Regions from separate parts of the Mus musculus genome. Here all the other regions are linked to region 2. The links are chromatin loops, found by intact Hi-C in ENCODE. Cell type or tissue: left cerebral cortex. All regions are shown on one strand. Each heading gives the region's core, and the rest is flanking DNA. Links, peaks and the distances in the headings are about the cores only.

Region 1 (5,917 bases), core at 667-4,666, 73 kb before region 2:
GGGGTGGAGAAAGAAAGAAATGGGAAAAAAAAAGAAGGAAGGAAAGGAAAAAGCAGTTATTATGTTTCAGGCAGTGTTATAGGGTTTGGACATCAGGGACAATTTAGGTGAAAATGTGCATTCTAGCAAGAAAACAACAGGCATTTGATGTCAAAACCAATTGATAGAGGTCGCTCCATCTTGAACAGAAAAGAGAAAAAATCCTATTGATAAAATATTGGACTTTGTTGGGTGTAGTGGTGGATGTCTTTAATCCTTATCCTCCTGGGGAAGCAGATACAGGTGGATCTCCATCAGTTCAAGGCCAGCCTAGTCTTCCTAACAGATCCCAGGCCAGCCAAAGCTACATGGTGAGGTCTTGTCTCAAAAACAATAATAATCAGGGCTGTAGAGATGACTCAGTGGTTAAGAACACTGACTGCTCTCCCAGAGGTCCTGAGTTCAATTCTCAGCAAGCACATGGTGGCTCACAACCACCCACAATGAGATCTGATGCCCTCTTCTGGTGTGTCTGAAGACACCTACAGTGTACTCATACGAATAAAGTAAATAATTTAAAAAAAATTTTTTTAAAGAAAAAGACATGAGTGCCATGGACCAGGCTCAGTCAGCCCCTCTCAACCCATGGGGAATCAAGGTTCCAGACAGGTGGGCAAGGAGTTGGCGAGAATTGACAGACCCAGACACAAGGGAGTGCTGAATCTTAATGTAATTTTTCACAAAGCAAACAGCAGTCTTATATAATACAGAAAACAAAGGAGTAGGGTGTCACAGCAGGCAAGGTACATTTAAACTGTCTTACACAAGACAAGGAATGGCTTCAAAGGGCTGACAGGAACCAGGTAGTGTTTACAGTAAAGATAAAACAGCCCTGCCTAGCTAGAGTCAATTAATGACTGGTAAGGATTTCACACCCTAGTCACAATTTGTCCTTCTCCTTTGAGCCTTGTGAAAGCTAGCACCAGGGGGTTCTGCTCTAGCAGACCTTATGAATAATGCAAATCCACAACCCCCTTTTTCCTAGGCCTTGGTAAATACTTGCATATGAAAGTAACTTGGCAGTTCTTTTAAGTATCTGTAGGGAATTTTCATTTGTCAGAAGAATTCACCAATATGCAATGTAGTCTGCTATACCTGGCTGTAATGAAGATTCTAAGTATACTTTGCTAAGCTTGCCCTGAGACTTCTATCTCTTAGCCAGTAAAATACTGTAAGAAAGCACGCAAGACCTTCCACAATATTGCAGGGACAAATCTGGGGCAGTTTAGCTATGGGAATGCCAAGGTTCCAGGAGGCTAAGTTTCCTTGAAACTCTTTGCCTCGTGACTGCTTCCAGACTTTTAAACCTGTCTGTGACACGAGTCCCTACTGGAGTGGATGTAGCACATTAGGAATAGTCCTGTGGTGCTGTGTAAACAGACCCAACTAGAAATGGAAGTGAGCTGTGGAATAAGGAAGCTGGACCCTATCTGGCATCCACCAAGGCAAGGCCAGGGCCAGGGTCCCCTGTCCAGCTTCTCTGACCATCGGAATCATCCGAGATGCTTGTGAAAAAAGTGCAAATGCCCTGGGGGAATGTTTCCCTCCAGACCCGAGGGCCAGCTGTAAGCTCAGGCCCCAGGGGAGCCACTAGCCAACTCCAAGTTATAATCACTGGTGGCTGTGGGACCTTGGGGCTGGTCCTTAACTACTCTGTGCCTTGGTGGCTGTGTCTGTACAAAGAGAGGTAATAATAGAATGTGTTTGTAAGGTTTAAAAATAGTAGTTGTCAAGTGCTTGGGGCAAAGTTGAAAAGTCCCTTGTTACAGGTCTGGAGGGAGCCCGCCCAGTGACTCAGATGAGCTTGATCTCAGGACCTATTGGGATGAAGTTGCCTAGGCCAGGATTCTCAGCAGGGTCCGGATCACGCTGAATCCTTATTCCCTGCCCAGGGCCACCTTGTATCTTGGTCTCTTGAGCCATCAGGCCTGTTTGGAGTGTTCAGGATTGAGTTTGCCCACCCAGCCCCTGCTCCTATGCTATGGATGACTTCCTCCATCTTTTGTTTCTCCCTACCTCAGCCTCCCAATCAGGAAGCTCCCTTTAACATTCTTCTTACATATCTAAGAAATCCATCTCTGAGAATCATCACCACGTACTGGCTTCTCACTCTGACCTTACACAGGCCCTGCCTTCCCAGGCCTGCACTGTGTTCCAAGTGTTTACCAGATTCCTACCTCTGGCTCCCAGCTTTCCAGCTCTGCCTCTGACAGTGCTGTGACCACATCAGGCTCAACGATGTATTGATCTTAGCACGTTTCCCCCTGTGTAGGGACTGAAGCCGGCGATTAAAGCCAGGGTCGCACATATGTCAGGCAAGTGTTCTACTGTCCAGATACCATGACCTCACTGCCTCTTTCTAGTCCCACAAAAAGTAATTTGATCTGAAATTAGAAAAAAAATGGAACAAAATTTGGTTTTACACTAAGTATACTTCAAGTCTCAGTAGTCCTAAGTGGGTAGTAGCTACCATACAGAACAGCTCTGTGGGGCAAGGTGTAGACCATAGTTAACCCTTTACCTCACTATAAGGTGCCTAGCCTAGCCTGGACCAGACATTTTTAGTTTTTGAGACCAGCTCACATGTAACCCAGGCTGGCCTAAGCTAGCCTTGAATTCTTCATCCTCTTCCTTGCACCTGCTAAGTGCTAGAATTACAAGCATGAGCCCCCTAGATCCACTCTGTATTAGTTTGCTTTCTTATCATAAGCACCCGAATCCCATTGACATCTCAGTAAGAGAAAGACACAGATCTAGGCATGACCACTAGATGGCATGATCTGGCTACCAATGCTTGACAAGAAGGTAGGTGCCGACGATTTTGCAGAGACACAGTTGGAAGAACATTCACTCAGTGCTCTCAATGCTATGTTCAAAATAGAGGATCCTAGCCAGAACTAACAAATATAATAAAACAGACTAAATAAGGTAGGAAATATTGCTCAGTGCACTTCCGTTTCCTCTTTACTTACTGTGTATGTCTAGTGTGTGGATCTAAGTCTAAAATGTCATTCCCCCTTCAATCCACGCTTTATCACAGCATCAGATTGGGGGGAGATTTATGTTAAAAAGCCACAAGGGATCACCAACGAGGTTCAGCAGGTAAAGAGCTTGCTGCCAAACCTCAAACAAAGTTGGATCCCTGGGAATCACATGGTAGGTAAAGGAGAGAACAGACTCCCGCAGGCACATGGTTCTCTCTCTCTCTCTCTCTCTCTGCCTCTCTCTCTCTCTGCCTCTCTCCCTCTCTGTTTCTCTCTCTGCCTCTCTCTGTCTCTGTCTCTGTCTCTCTCTCTCTCTCACACACACACACACACACACACACACACACACATGTGTTTGATTTTTTTGTTTGTTTGTTTTGTTTTTTGTTTTTTTTGTTTTTCTGAGACAGGGTTTCTCTGTGTAGCCCTGTCTGTCCTGGAACTCACTTTGTAGACCAGGCTGGCCTCGAACTCAGAAATCTGCCTGCCTCTGCCTCCTGAGTGCTGGGATCAAAGGCGTGCGCCACCATGCCTGGCTGTGTTTTGGCCATTTTAACCCCTCTCATATTCACCCCACTTCCCTAAACCAAACAACTTTGTTTTCTTCAAAAAACAAAACAAACAAAAATCCTATCAAGTGCAATCTGCTGCTCACATTCTCTTGATGCTTGCACAGGGTTCCACTGGAGTGTGCTCAGTCTTCCAGGAACTACCTTCTTTTTTTCTTTCTTTCTTTTTTTTTTTTTTTTTGGTTTCTCAAGACAGGGTTTCTCTGTGTAGCCCTGGCTGTCCTGGAACTCACTTTGTAGACCAGGCTGGCCTCGAACTCAGAAATCTGCCTGCCTCTGCCTCCAGAGTGCTTCAGGAGCTACGTTCTTAAGGAACACCGACTCCCTCCTTCAGCTGCTCTCAGGTGCCAGTAGCTCCCCTCCAGGCGGGATTTGTCTGCCTCAAACTAATTAATGTTTTAATTAAAGTTCCTGGGTGGAGTGGAGGGAGGATAGCTTGTAACGTGTATAAAATGTGTGTTACTGAGATCCATGGCCAAAATGTTTGAGAATCCCCTGACCTGTTACCTGTAGATGAGGCATTGGAGGTAGGCGGTGTGTTTGTAAAAGTCTGCTCAGTTTTTTCCTGCTTTTCTGGTTGTTTGTTTAAAACACCACAGCCAAAAGCAACTCTGGGAGGAAAGGGAAGTCAGGGCAGGAACCTGGCTAGGAACTGGAGCAGAGACCAGCAATGAATGCTGCTTACTGGCTAGCTCTCAAAGACCACAGCTCAGAAAAGTCAGCTACCTCATTTATACAGCCGGACTCACCTGCCTAGGGGTGGTGCTGCCCACTGTGGGCTGGGCCCTCCTGCAGCAGGTAACAATCAAGAAATGTTCCTCAGAAATGCCTACAGGATGGGCATCTGACCGAGGCAATTTCTCAATGGCAATTCCTTCTTCCTGGGTGTGTCAAATTGACAACCAAGATTAGCTTCAGTTTGTTTTGTGTTTGTGTTATTTCAAGATAAAGTCTCGCTAAACTGCCCCAGAGTGACCTTGAACTCATCTATAGACCACATAGGCCTTGAACTTGTAATAGTCTGCTTCAGCTTCCTCAGAAGAATCAGGCAGAATCAACATAATAGCACGACTTAATGATGCACAACCCAGGAATCTGGGGCAGGGGGATTCCTGGAAGATGGAAACTGACCTGAGCTTCCAGTGAGTTCCTGTCTTCAAAATAAATTCTCCACTAGGTATGGTAGCACATCTTTAATCTCTACATTCGGGAGTCAGAGTCAGTTGAACCTCTATAAGTTGGAAGTTGGCTTGATCTACAGATTGAGTTCTAGGTCAGCCAGGGCTACTTGTAGTGAGTTCTGTCTTTCTTATCTATCTATCTATCTATCTATCTATCTATCTATCTATCTATCTATCTATCTATTGTGCATTGGTGTTTTGCTGCATTTCTGTCTGGGTGAGGATGTCAGATTCCCTGGGACTGGAGTTGCAGACAGTTGTGAGCTGCCATGTGGGTGCTGGGAATTGAACCTAAGTCAACTGGAAGAGCAGTGCCCTTAACTGCTGAGCCATCTCTCCAACCCGAGAACCCTGTTTTTAAGGAGAAAAAAAATCCCCATAATAAAAAGTTGCTTTAGTGGGGCGATGGTGGTGTATCCCTTTAATCCTAGCACTCAAGAGGCAAATCTCTGTGGGTCTGAGACCAGCCTTGTCTATAGAACTAGTTCTAGGACAGCCAGGGCTACATACAAAGAAACCCTGTCTGGAAAAACCAAAAAAGGCTGGGTGGTGCTGACAAGCACCTTTAATGCAAACACTCTGGAGGCAAAAACAGATGGATCTCTGAGTTCAAGGCGAACCTGGGCTACAGAGTGATTCCCAGGACAGCCAGGGCTACACAGGGAAACCATGTCTCAAAACAAAACAAACACAACAAAGCTAATTTTAAGAGAAACTGAAGAAAAATGAACATAAGTAAAGTGAGGCACCTCATCTAGAGAGGCTTCTCAGAGGAAACCTCTATTAGACTGAAGGAGAGAGAGAGAGAGAGAGAGAGAGAGAGAGACCTCATCCTTGAGGGTAATAGTGAGGGAACAGGATGTGGGGAGGTGGTGGAGATAACCCCCGAAGCTAGACAACCTCTGAGTGTTCCAGAAACTTCAAAGAGAGAGGGTCAGGCCCTGGACATGAGGAGACTGGGCAGGTGGCCAGGGTCAGCCCTACGGACCTCATGGGTCTCCTTAGGGAGAGGTCCTTCATGTGGGACATAAACATGGGCCTACCTCAGGAAAAAGCCACTCACTGTGAGTGTGGGTTAGGAGGCTAGAGCCTGAGAGCAAGAATCCAGTTAAGTCAGTCACAGGCCACAGGGCAGCGGGAGCCA
Region 2 (5,917 bases), core at 635-4,634:
CCTATGCAGGACAGTTCGTGATGGAGGTGGGTATCGAGGGCCCAAAGATAGCAGACACACTGCTAGAGGCTTGGACGCTGGGTCTTTCTGAGTTGCAGAAGGGTAAGATGACAATCAGAATCCCCCAAAGGCGTTCCATATTCAGCAAACCAGTTATGGGAATCCTCCCTCTCCCACTCGTCCTTTCTCCCACCAACAGGAGTCAGATCTAACCCCCATTTCCAAGACAAACAAATGCATGGGGGAGGGGTTGTCTGAGACAACGGAGGCCAAGTAGCCCCACCAGGATGCTTGGTCCCACCCAGGGTTTCCTTAAGCTGCGGTGGTCCCGCTTCGCTCGGGTCCTTCTCACGCGCTCTTGCGCCATCCTGCCCACTGTGTTGGTGGCTGTCTTCCGAGACCTGAAGGACCTGTCCGGCCTCAACGATCTACTCAATGTTCTGCAGAGTCTACTGGTGAGCCCCATGGTCTAGGAACATAGCAGCTCCCTCCCTACCCTCCAACAGTCCTATGGGGTTTGCCCTAAACACTCACAGGATTCTACAGCCACACTAAAAAACAAGAGGCCCCACTGTCCCCATTCCACAGATAGAAAAATCAGTGCATTGGGTTGGTTGACTGGAGGCTGAGCTGACATTCAAATAACAGCAGTCTGAGAGCCCTGCACACTTTTGAGACACAGAATACTGCTCAGGGCTCTTTTGGGTGGGGTGGGGTGGGGGGGTTCAAGACAGAGTTTCTCTGTGTAGCCCTGGCTGTCCTGGAACTCACTCTGTAGACCAGGCTGGCCTTGAACTCAGAAATCCACCTGCCTCTGCCTCAAGTGCTGGGATTAAAGTCCACCACTGCCCGGCTGCTCAGGGCTCTTAGGGAACGTCCCCAAAGGCTCCCAGCCAGAGGAGAGGCAGAACTCCCCACTCCCACACCCTGCTGTGCCAAGGCAGGGTCTCTCAGCCTCAGTCTCCACCCTGCCCACAGCTGCCCTTCGCTGTACTGCCCATTTTGACTTTCACCAGCATGCCAGCTGTCATGCAGGAGTTTGCCAACGGCCGGTGAGTACGCCCTTCCCCGACCACCACGGTCCAGCTTTCTCTACTCTCAGCCACTCAGAGGCAACAACTGTTATCTCCACCTTCCCATGAAACCAAGGCCCCAAGACCATAAAGAACTTGCCTAGTGTCACACAGCTACTAAGTATGGGAACCAGGGTTTGGTGGGGCAGTTTCTAGAACCCCGGGCTTAACCTCACCACACCCCTTGCCAAGTCAGTGATGGAGCCTGAAGTGCCTCCAAGTGGCTAACTGGGTCTATCTGCTCTAGAGCATTCAGGCAGTCCTGAGGATAGGGGTGTCCTGAGGTGGGGAGACCATCCAGGAGGCCCGGCTGTTTTCAGCCAGCCCTGAGCATCCATTTTTCCCCCAGGATGAGCAAAGCCATCACTTCGTGCATCATGGCGCTAGTCTGCGCCATCAACCTGTACTTTGTGATCAGCTACCTGCCCAGCCTCCCGCACCCTGCCTACTTTGGCCTTGTGGCTCTGTTCGCAATAGGTTACTTGGGCCTGACTGCTTATCTGGTACTGGGGTCAGCCACGGGGCAGGGAGGGCAGGAGAGGGAGACACAGGGGGCTTCTGAGGCGCTCTGGCCTCTCCTCAACTCATGGTCCTTCCCCAGGCCTGGACCTGTTGCATCGCCCACGGAGCCACCTTCCTGACCCACAGCTCCCACAAGCACTTCTTATATGGGCTCCCTAACGAGGAGCAGGGAGGCGTGCAGGGTTCCGGGTGACCGCGGCATCCAGCAAGCAAAGAGGCAACAGGGCAGACACAGCAGAGCAATTGGAGGTCCCCTACTGGCTTTCTGGATTACCGGTTTCCAGTTTGGACAAGTGCTTTACCTCGGAATAATGACACCATTCTTATCACCACAACCTAAGAGACTTAAAAAACACAGTGCCTGGGGCGAGAGATGGCTCAGGTGTGAAGAACACTAGCCACCACCCTTTCAGAAGATGGGGATTCAATTCCCAGCATCAACGTGGTGGCTTTCAACTGAAGGTGACTCCAGTTCCCAGAACACCTCAAACAGAACTGCCACAACTCCATTGTCTCACTCCAGCTCGTGGAAGATGAAGGGAGGAGTCCTAAAGAGTTCTAGGTCGGGTCTCTGGAGAGACGGCTCAGCTGTTAAGAGCACCGGACTGCTCTTCCAGAGGTCCTGAGTTCAATTCCCAGCAACCACATGGTGGCTCACAACCATCCATAATGGGATCCCTCTTCTGGTGTGTCTGAAGACAACAACAGTGTCCTCACATATATAAAATAAATAAATCTTAAAAAAAAAATCTTAAAGAGTTCTAGGTTATCCTCCTAAAAAGTGAGTCCAAGCTGGGCAGTGATGGTGCACGCCTTTAATCCCAGCACTTGGGAGGCAGAGGCAGGTGGATTTCTGAGTTCAAGGCCAGCCTGGTCTACAAAGTGAGTTCCAGAACAGCCAGGGCTACACAGAGAAACCCTGTCTCTAAAAAACCCAGTTAATCAATCAATAATAAAATAAACTGAGTTCGAGTCCAACCTGGGCTACCTGAGAGCCTGTCTCAAGAAGGAAGTAAAAAGAAGGAAGGAAAGTGGAGGAGGAGGAGGAGGAGGAGGAGGACGAGGACGAGGAGGACGAGGAGGAGGAGGAGGAGGAGGAGGAGGAGGAGGAGGAGGACCTGACAAACTTGGGGGGAGGAAGAGTCGGACTGGAAGAAACTTAAAAAAATAGAAATCGTCCGATGAACCAAAGGGTAGCTCCCCTCTGTTCCAAAGCGCTAGAAAATCTAAACGCCAAAACCCGAACCCTCCAAATGACTGTACGGAAACCTATTTTCCAGAGAGTAAAACCTAGAAAGTGCTCCTTCTCTGTCAGGAGCCAGACCATAAAGAACCCAAAAGTCTGTGCCTCAAGGCCCAATTCATTTGCCATCTCCCCAGGGAACTGGGCTGACCTGACTCCCACGCTGCGCTATTAGGGTTCCCTGTACTTCACTCTCAGCTCCCCCTAGGGGCAGGGACTCTCCCGGGCGCCCACACTCCGGCCTAGGCCCTGTCCTCCTTCAAGGGCAAGCGGGACACAGGTGAGAGGAGGGTGCTTTCTCCCAGGGCCGCAGAAGCCACCTCCGCGCCCGGGTAGGGAGTAGCGGTGTGGGCGGGGAACCCCCTCCTCCGCAGTCAGCGTCCCGGAACCCTTCGCCCTGTGTAGACCTAGCACATTGCAGACGCTCCCTAGGCAGTTTCTAGGCTCCCCTAAGTCCCTCCTCCTGACTCCTCCGGTTCCTTGCACTGTAGCCTAGAACAGCCCAGAGCCGCACGGGGGAAGGGGTGACCGGGGAGCCTTTTCCCAGGGTAGAGCCTGGGGGAGGTTCTCTGTCTGAAAGCAGCTCCTATTACCCGGAACCCAGCTGGGAAGGCTGTGGACTGGCCGCTCAGAGTGGGGCGCTTGTTTATGAAAAGAATTTCCTCTTTCTTAAAAGGGCAATGAAAAGAGTGGGCCCAAAAGGAGTGGCTAAGGGAGAGGTCTGGGTGCCTGAGCAAGAAAGAGTACCTCCCCTCGCCTTGGTGCCTGCTGCTGGAGAAGATGGGATCCGAGATAATAAAGGGGTAGGGGGCTGGCAAAGAAAGCATCTCCAGATTCCCCTCTAATTTCTCCCGTGTCCCCCAACTTGGTGGACATTCAAGCGATTCACTTGGCACTAATTGGGTGCTTTATTTATTTTTCATTTATTTTTTAATTTTTTCTGTGATAAGCCCTGGGTTAGAAGTGGAAGAGAGGTAAAAGTCCCGAATTAAAGAGGATGTCAGCTGTCTGTCCAGGAGCTCTCAGGGCAAGGGGGTGGGAGGGCAAAATGAACTGGCAGGATGACACTGCGAGTTTAAGAAGACCACTGGGCCGAGCGTGGTGGCGCACGCCTTTATTCCCAGCACCCAGGAGGCAGAGACAGGCGGATTTCTGAGTTCGAGGCCAGCCTGGACTACAGAGTGAGTTCCAGGACAGCCAGGGCTGTACAGAGAAACCCTGTCTCGAGCCCCCCGGCCCCTAAAAAAAGAGGAAGACCACTGAGCACAGGATTGTGAACGTTAAATAAGAAAGGGCTGTCAGTGAGTGTGTCCACAATTCTTGGTTCTCAGATGCTGTGGAATGGGGCTGGGGGACCCAGAAGGAGGGAGAAGCTGATCGTATGACTAGTTGTGTTTAGGACTTAGAATTGAGCGCTGAGAAGGTAAGTTTGGCCCAGAACACTTACTGAACACTCACCTCCATAGGACTGAACTTCCCAGCTCCTCTGGCACAAGCTAACATGGCAGCTAACAACAGCCTGGAACCCCAGCTCAGGGGACAGGACACTCTTCAAGCTTCCAAAGGCACCCCAACACTCACTGCATACACTAACACATATACGTAAAAATAAATCTTAGCGACATTGTAGCACACTCCTTAATATCAGCGCTCTGGAGACAGAAGCAGGTGGATCTCTGTGCACTGGAGGCAAGCCAGCTCCGGCTAAGTAGTAGTTTCAGTCCAGCAAAGGCTACATAATGAGGCTTGCTCAAAATTAATAATAAATACAACAACAACAGCAATAATAAATCTTAGGGTCAGCAAGATGGCTCAGTATGTCAGGATACCAGTCACCATTCCCAAAGACCAGAGTTCTGTCCTTGGGACACACATGGGTGGATTCTCTAGCTCCACACATGTTTTGTGACACATGCTCACACACACAAAAATAATGATTTAACCCACACCACACCACAGGGTTTCTCTGTGTAGCCCTGGCTGCCCTGGAACTCACTTTGTAGAAGAGACTGGCCTTGAACTCAGACATCTGCCAGCCTCTGCCTCTGCCTCTGGAGTGTTGGAATTCAGCCAACCTGTCTGACTTACCAAGGCCCAAGATCAGGGATAAGGTTGGCCATTTCCAGCCAGGGGCCGGCACTTAGTGCTCCTCCATCCCCGTGGCGGCCCTAAAGACCTCAGCCCCAAAACTCAAATTGAATTTAAGGAAAGAGGCCTACCTTAGGGTTTCACCAGTCAGTCCTCGCATACCTGCTTCCGGGGAGCCAGCTGAGGGCGTCCTACCAGACCTCCCGTCCAGTCCATCCACAAGCAGGAAACTGAGGTGGTGAAGGGAAGGACCCTTGTCTCAGGTGCCCCAGAGTATCCTGCTTAGTCCCGGATAGCAGTCCACACCATTGTTTTTCTTGGGGATGAGTATTAAAATAATAATCATCTTAGGGGCTGGAGAGATGGCTCAGCTGTTATGAGCACTGAATGCTCTCCCAGAGGTCCTGAGTTCAATTCCCAGCAACCACATGGTGGCTCACAACCGTCTGTAATGGGATTCCTTCTTCTGGTGTGTCTGGTATACTCATATACATAAAATAATAAATAATAATCATAATAGATTGTGTGGGTAAAGCCCACCACCAACTGCTGGGTGAGGGGAGACGGCAGCAGAGATGGAGCCATGCTCCCCTGCAAGGAAACAAACAAACAAACAAAAACAAACACTGCCCCCACCCTCCGGACTGGCAGTTTAATCCTCACAATATAGCACTAGAACAGGGCGAGGGCTACGGAGCTTCTGGCAGAAGGTGGGAACTCTAGGCTCTCTGGCTCCCGAAGAGACCCCCCAGCTAAGGCCTGAAGGGGGTGATAGGTCTTTGTTTGGGGTGGCTTCTGAGGACTGGTGTGAGCTTACAGGGCAGGTTCATGAGTGTCAAGGTGGGGGTGGGATGTTAAGGAACGATGGAAATCTGAGGCCGCCAGCTGCATGGCCCAGTCGCTGGACCCGGGCTCATTCAACTTCGGGTCATACATTTCCTTTTGGGAAGTGTGCAGGCCCAGGTAAGAAAGCGAAGGCACCCCTGGTGGG
Region 3 (5,917 bases), core at 614-4,613, 54 kb before region 2:
AGGCCCACCTCTCAGGTGATTCTAGATCTTATCAAGTTGACACAGAGATTAACTTCATAGGGCCCAAAGTGGTAACAACCTTGGTACTTTTGAGGGACCAAGCGACCAACCCAAAGTGATAAGCAGAAGAATGTTGTCATTTGAGGAGGTTGGAAACATAGGCTCAGCTATGGAGCAGAGGCCCTGTGGGCTGTGGATGGGACTTTGACATTTCAAAGAACATTTAGTAAGTATTTAATATGCAGGTGGCACCATGCCAGCCACTGGCAAGCTGAAGAAGAATACATTAAATTATAGTCTCCACTCTGAAGAAGGCTAGTGAAGCCTGAGATTACATGCTGATACAGTGAGCAAGTGGGAAGGCGTGGCATGAGTATCCTACCAAAGGGCACGGAATGCACAAGTGCGTGCTTGCACAGGAGAGCACATGAGATCTGAATCTATGGAACAAAGAGTGAGCAGCACTCCAGACAGAACACAGTGTATACAAAGGCACGGGAATGCAAAACAATATGGTCAGTTCTAGAAATTGTGAGTCGTTAGGTATCACAGGGCAGAATGCAGGAAGAAGGTGAATAGCATCTAGCTTGCTAGAACAGCAGATTCTCGTGGACAAGGGAGAGCTACGGCAGATGAGGAGCAGTCATGGAGTACCCTCCAGAACACACCAGAGCAGGAGAGGCTGGCTCCCTGAGCTTGCGTGAGTTTGCACAGACACTGCCCTTCACTCTCTATCCCCAGCCCCGCTGTGACTCCAAGGAGTTCATAAACAGTATCTTGAGTTTATTATCTATAAATGAGTGGTGTGTGTATGTGTGTGTGTGTGTGTGTGTGTGTGTGTGTGTACACGTGTGTGTGTGTGTACACGTGTGTGTGTGTGCAAGCACCTGCTCATGGTGGGGCCGGGGCTGAGGTTAAAGATTAAATTGTGTCTTCTGCAGGGTCATGCCTGAGCCTGCATTTCCTGTTTCAGATTACAGGGACTGCACCCTAATCTCTCCATATAATACTGCTTTACAGAGCCCTCCCTGCAGCAGGCTATGTTCACAATGACCCACAATCCTTCAACATTGCATGTACAGAGACAGAGAGAGACACAAACTCTCCTGTACTGGTCATGCCTTCTGTGTTTTTGCTTTTTGGTCTTCCTCTCATCCCCCCCCCTCAATCCCCCAGGCCTTGGCAGCTTCACCCTTTCCTGTGCCAGGGCACAGAGAAGTAAAACTTTAGGGAAGAGACAGGGCAAGTACAGGTTGTCCCTCCCTCAGATGTTCCAACAGAAGAGAAACCGAGTGCCTGGGGCTCTCAGGTTAAAGCAAGAATTGGGTGGACTGCAGTGCAGTTTAGGGAGACTTTAATCCACCCCTTGGCTCTTTGTTGGGGTGTGAGGGAGGGAGAATGAAGTAGAAAATTATACATAGGAACCTTCAGCTGCACAGTGTGCTGTGACCGACTCTGAGACCACAGATGTGGGGTGTGATTATCTAGGGCTCTCAGGCTGAGCACAACAAGCAGGGTGGGAAGCAAGAGCATTTCCTCACCTGCTTCCCTCCAGCTTCCTCCCAGTGGGAGTGATGGCCAGCCTGACTTAGCAGAGTTTCCTTCACTTCCTGCAGAAGGCTAGGCAAGGCAGACTGCACACAGCCCAGCCCTGGCTCCTTTGTGCCTCAATTTGGACATTGAGACACACTTGCTCTCACACCCATCTCCACTCCATTGGCCAGAACAGCTTCTAGAACTCATTAGGAAGGCAGTAGTAATAGGGCGAGGAGCCACAGATGTGGAAACCAGACTGGGCATGGAACTGAGGATGTCTAACTGCTAGACCTGGCTCTCCCACGCATGGCTGCATAACCTTGATAAAGTCTCCGTGGACTGTGGCCTCTCTTCTGGGTGAAATATCACATGCCCTCCCCATCTAAATTGATCCAATGTGTTCCATATTGATTCCCCTATTCGCTTCCCTATACGTACCACTGTTTCTCATCGCATCCATGTTTGTGAGCACATAACATATGCACATGTGTATACATGCAATTTTATTTGTTTGCCCACTTATTCTCCTTACTGCATTCTATAGTGTAGGTTCCAGGAATGCACCCATCTTCCCTGTTAGGGATTGAGCCCAGGGTCTGGCACATGCTACACCATCAAACTACTACCCCAGCCTGAATACAGTGTATTTGTGTGGTCTCAGGCACCATAGCCCTCCACAACTTGTGGGAGTGATTTTCTCCTTTCACCAAGCGGGTCCAAGGATTCACACAGGGCAGCAGGTTTGGTAGCAAGTGTTGATCCTCTAAGCTACCTCTGGGCTCTCTGGTCTTTTGACCACCTGAAAACCTGGCACAATGCCTTCAATTTAGTGAATGAATAAATGAACAGTAGAAGATCCAACGAACTCCAGGTTGTCTTCTAGCTGGTAAAGTTTAGGAGTCTAAGGTTTCTCTTCAGGAGGACCACTCCAAGGTCTCTCCCCTGCACAGGAAGAAGGAGGGCTTGTCTTCTGTCCTCTCACAAGACTCTGCCTATACGGACACTGGTTAGCACGCGGTTATGCTAGCTAGAGCTCCGCCTCCAGACCCACCAGTAGGGGGAGGAGCCAGTCTGTACTTAGCCTAGGGATTCGCAGCGCGTGCCAGGCCGTAGCTGGCGAGGAGCCGGGTCTGAACGCGATGTAGTGGGCGGAGCCAAGTGCCATCGCACCCTAGCGCGCAGGTGCTGGGAGCCCCGCCTCTCCGCACCAGGGGCCGGGGCGGGGCCGTCGCCTAGCAACGCCAAGCCCCGCCCCCGGTCCCGGCCCCCAGCATGGCTTGGCAGGGCTGGCTCGCGCCTTGGTTGTGGGTCTCCGGCTGTTGGCTGCTATTCTTCGCCTTCGTGCTGCTCCTGAGTCCCCGCAGCTGCCAAGAACAGCGGGGTTTCCGCGGCCTCCTCATGACGCGCAGCCAGCGGCTGCTCTTCCGAATCGGGTTAGTGCCCAGGCTCCGATCTGTGCAGGCTCGGGAAGGTGGGCACACTAGGAGAAAGGACGCAGAAAGGATACCGGGGTGTGTGTGTGTGTGTGTGTGTGTGTGTGTGTGTGTGTGCCGGATGTCTTGGATTAGGGGTTTCTAAACCACCGGCCAGAAGGATGGAGAAACAAGCTGAGTTCGTTCTGAGTTAAGAAAGCAAAGAGTTGAAGGACCGAAGAATTGGATGGGATGGGTAGGAAAAGAGGATTAGGGGCACAGATCTGAATTAGTAGGGCAGGAAGCCAGAAGACTCAGGGAGATGAGGGCCAAGTAAGATGCTGGAGCCCAGGGAGTGCGGGAACTGGTTCAGGGAAGAGCTCACCCGGCCGCAGGGCAGAGGTCAGCAAATCCGGCTCCCTATCTCAGGTGCAAGAGTAAAAGCATGCCCTAGATGTCTAACTTTACTCCGTATGCTCCTGTCCTTCTGCGCATCATCCAACACTCCACACCTCTGGGTGGGTCATTCTGTCCTCCTCATAGTTCAACTCTTTAGGTCAACCTAGCTCTGTCTCTTTTACCTTCCACTGCTGGCACCCAAAGCCCTCGGCTGTGAAATTTGACCCAACAGCCAGCCGAGGACCTCCCGTGTCTTTCCCCTAGCCAACTATCTCCTCTCTGCCCCTAGCAAGAGTGATAGTCATCACTGTTCTTCTGCATTCAGAAGCAGGGAAGAAACCGGGAGACGAGCTTCTGAGGGGCTCTTGGGAAGGACCTCAGACCACAGTTTAGGGAAATTGATGTAAAGACGGGAATCTTGGTCTGTGCCCAGATTCCTGGGAACACCTAAGACAGGGAATTTCCTTAGTTTCAGAGAAGACACTGTGCAATTCACCCTTCCTCCCTCCCCAGGCCACACCCCCCCCCCACTGCTCCCCAAAACTTCAGGCCTGGAGCTCCATTTTATGGTCTCTAAAGTAGAAATATAAAAGCCTAGTGGGCTGAAAAAACATTCTAGATAATGCTCTGACCAAATCGCCATTACTTTGTGGGTTTTGTTTTTTGTTTTTAGCATTAAAGTCATGAGGTGGCAGAGTTTTTGTTTAGCTGGCTGGCTTGGTAGGACAGTCTCACAATGTATCCCAAGCTCGTCTTGAACTTGTGGTCCTCCAGTCTTCTAGGTGCTGTCATTACAGGTGTGTACCACCATACCTAACCAAGGTTTGTGACTATCACTGTGCTTTGTACCTGGATTTTGGAACCAGGTGTGAGGTTTTATTTTGTTTGGTTTCTTTGTAATTTGGTTGGTTGGTTGGTGCTGGAGACTGAACCTAGAGCCACATGATGATATGTGCTCTATCACTCATCTACACACCCATAGTCACTAGATTTATGGGCCTTGCGTGTATGTATGGATGTGTATGTGTATGTATGGTGTTTGCATGTGTATGCATTGTGTATGCATGTGTATGTATATGTGCATGTGTATATGCCTATGCATATGCCTGTGTACGTGCCTGTGTGTATGTATGTGTATACATATGTGTGTGCATGTACCTGTGTGCCCATTTGCTTTGGTTTGGGTTTTTTTTTGTTTTTGTTTTTTTTTTTTTTAGTTTTTATCACAAAATTTCTGGGAATTATGTAACTCTATTTAGAGAAGAGATTTTAAATCTACTTTTAGCATCCAAAATTGGTAAGCTTGAAGTCACACAAATGTCAGAGGAAGTGGAAAACGGGAGTTTCCGTGAGGAACTAGAACCAGAATTCCTAAGATCAGAATGCCAGTAATCACATTATCAAAACCACAAGAGTCTGGGTCTTCCTAGACTTGAGACTTGGGAGTTTTTCACATCCCTTAAGTTTGATTTCTTGAGGGAGCTTCTTCATAATTCTTTTTGGGGGAGAAGGGGGATATTTGGGGGTTGAGATAGGATCTTTCTGTCTCCCAGGCTGGCCTCAAACTTTGCAGCCATCCTGCCTTAGCCCCATGCTCAATTAGGTACATACTACCACCCAGGCTTAGAACTCAGTGTTCTGAGCTGGAGAGATGGCTCAGCTGATTAAGGACTGGCTGCTCTTGCAGCGAACTCCAACTCAGGTCCCAGAACCCACACGGTAGCTCATAACTATTCATAATTACAGTTCCAGGGGCTCTAATATTCACCTTTGACCTCTGTTGAGGGCACCAGACACAAACATGCCGCACAGATACACATGCAGGCAAAACACCCATAAACAAAAAATAAATCTAAAAGAATTTTTTTTCTCAGAATTCAGTTGTTCCATGAGGCTTTCCTTTGTCTAGATTTCCAGATTGTCTTAGAATCGACTTTCCAAACTTGCAGAGCAGAAGGGTGTGCCTGAAATAGGATTTCCAGCTCCTGCTGGTCTGTGGTCTGGGAAACAATTAGTCCAGTCCCTTGAGGGGAGACACTGCTAACCTTCAGAGTGGGGCAGGGATACCGGCAGGAAACGTGGCAGATGTGTAGGTGGTATTGTGAGGTGCCTCCAGGCCTGCAGGAAGGATGGATACGGGAGCCCATCCCTACTCCTTAAGCTGAAGGTGTGGCCAGGAGGACCACAGATGGATCATTTTGTTGGGGCTGGAAAGGAAAGCATAGTGGAACTCCTCAGCAATCTACCCACAGAGAGGACCTGTTCGTGTGGTCATTAGTCATGATAATTCCACAAAATATTGGCTTCCCTCAATAGCCACTATTATCTGGGGATGAAAATAACGAGGCTCAGCTGAGGTTAGATCCAGCAGACGTGGGCTGACATTAAGCACTTGCTCTGGGGACTCTGAGAACCAGGGCAGAGAGCAGCTAAGCATTTAGGTTGGACAGGTCACCTTTGGAATTCTGGCTCTGCTGCGTATTGACCATGTGGTGTCCTGGGCAGATATTCCTTCTGAGCCTGGCTCATTGGCACTTGCAGAATGGGGGATGGTGTTAGTGTCTGCTTTC

Evidence for each region. A loop is a pair of places that touch in the nucleus more often than their neighbours do. Peaks named below come from ENCODE experiments on the same cell type or tissue, not always from the same donor. Only the 100,000 strongest peaks of a DNase experiment are listed, where the experiment ranks them.
Region 1: it touches region 2 in a loop (6-fold over the local background); 15 of 42 quality-filtered maps call a loop at or near these places.
Region 3: a loop joins it to region 2, with 1.8 times the contacts of the local background. A loop is called at or near these places in 4 of 42 quality-filtered maps.

What each region holds. Positions count from the first base shown.
Region 1 is chr1:74,310,701-74,316,617 of GRCm38, forward strand. All of the region lies in intron 2 of Pnkd (paroxysmal nonkinesiogenic dyskinesia), which reads left to right. Among named protein-coding and RNA genes, the nearest start is that of Tmbim1, 9.3 kb to the left of the region's middle. In left cerebral cortex, for the core only: a CTCF peak has its summit at 2,811 (motif pointing right); a DNase peak (open chromatin) is centred at 2,819.
Region 2 is chr1:74,383,719-74,389,635 of GRCm38, forward strand. It overlaps Slc11a1 (solute carrier family 11 (proton-coupled divalent metal ion transporters), member 1), which reads left to right. Exons shown (of 15, transcript NM_013612.2): 11 at 1-26; 12 at 306-455; 13 at 979-1,052; 14 at 1,423-1,576; 15 at 1,675-2,333. The coding sequence ends at 1,788. Among named protein-coding and RNA genes, the nearest start is that of Ctdsp1, 4.9 kb to the right of the region's middle. In left cerebral cortex, for the core only: a CTCF peak has its summit at 3,059 (motif pointing left); a DNase peak (open chromatin) is centred at 3,332; H3K4me3 peaks cover 1,106 bases; H3K27ac peaks cover 1,782 bases.
Region 3 is chr1:74,329,823-74,335,739 of GRCm38, forward strand. All of the region lies in intron 2 of Pnkd (paroxysmal nonkinesiogenic dyskinesia), which reads left to right. Among named protein-coding and RNA genes, the nearest start is that of Tmbim1, 28 kb to the left of the region's middle. In left cerebral cortex, for the core only: a CTCF peak has its summit at 2,604 (motif pointing right); a DNase peak (open chromatin) is centred at 2,699; H3K4me3 peaks cover 1,905 bases; H3K27ac peaks cover 2,393 bases.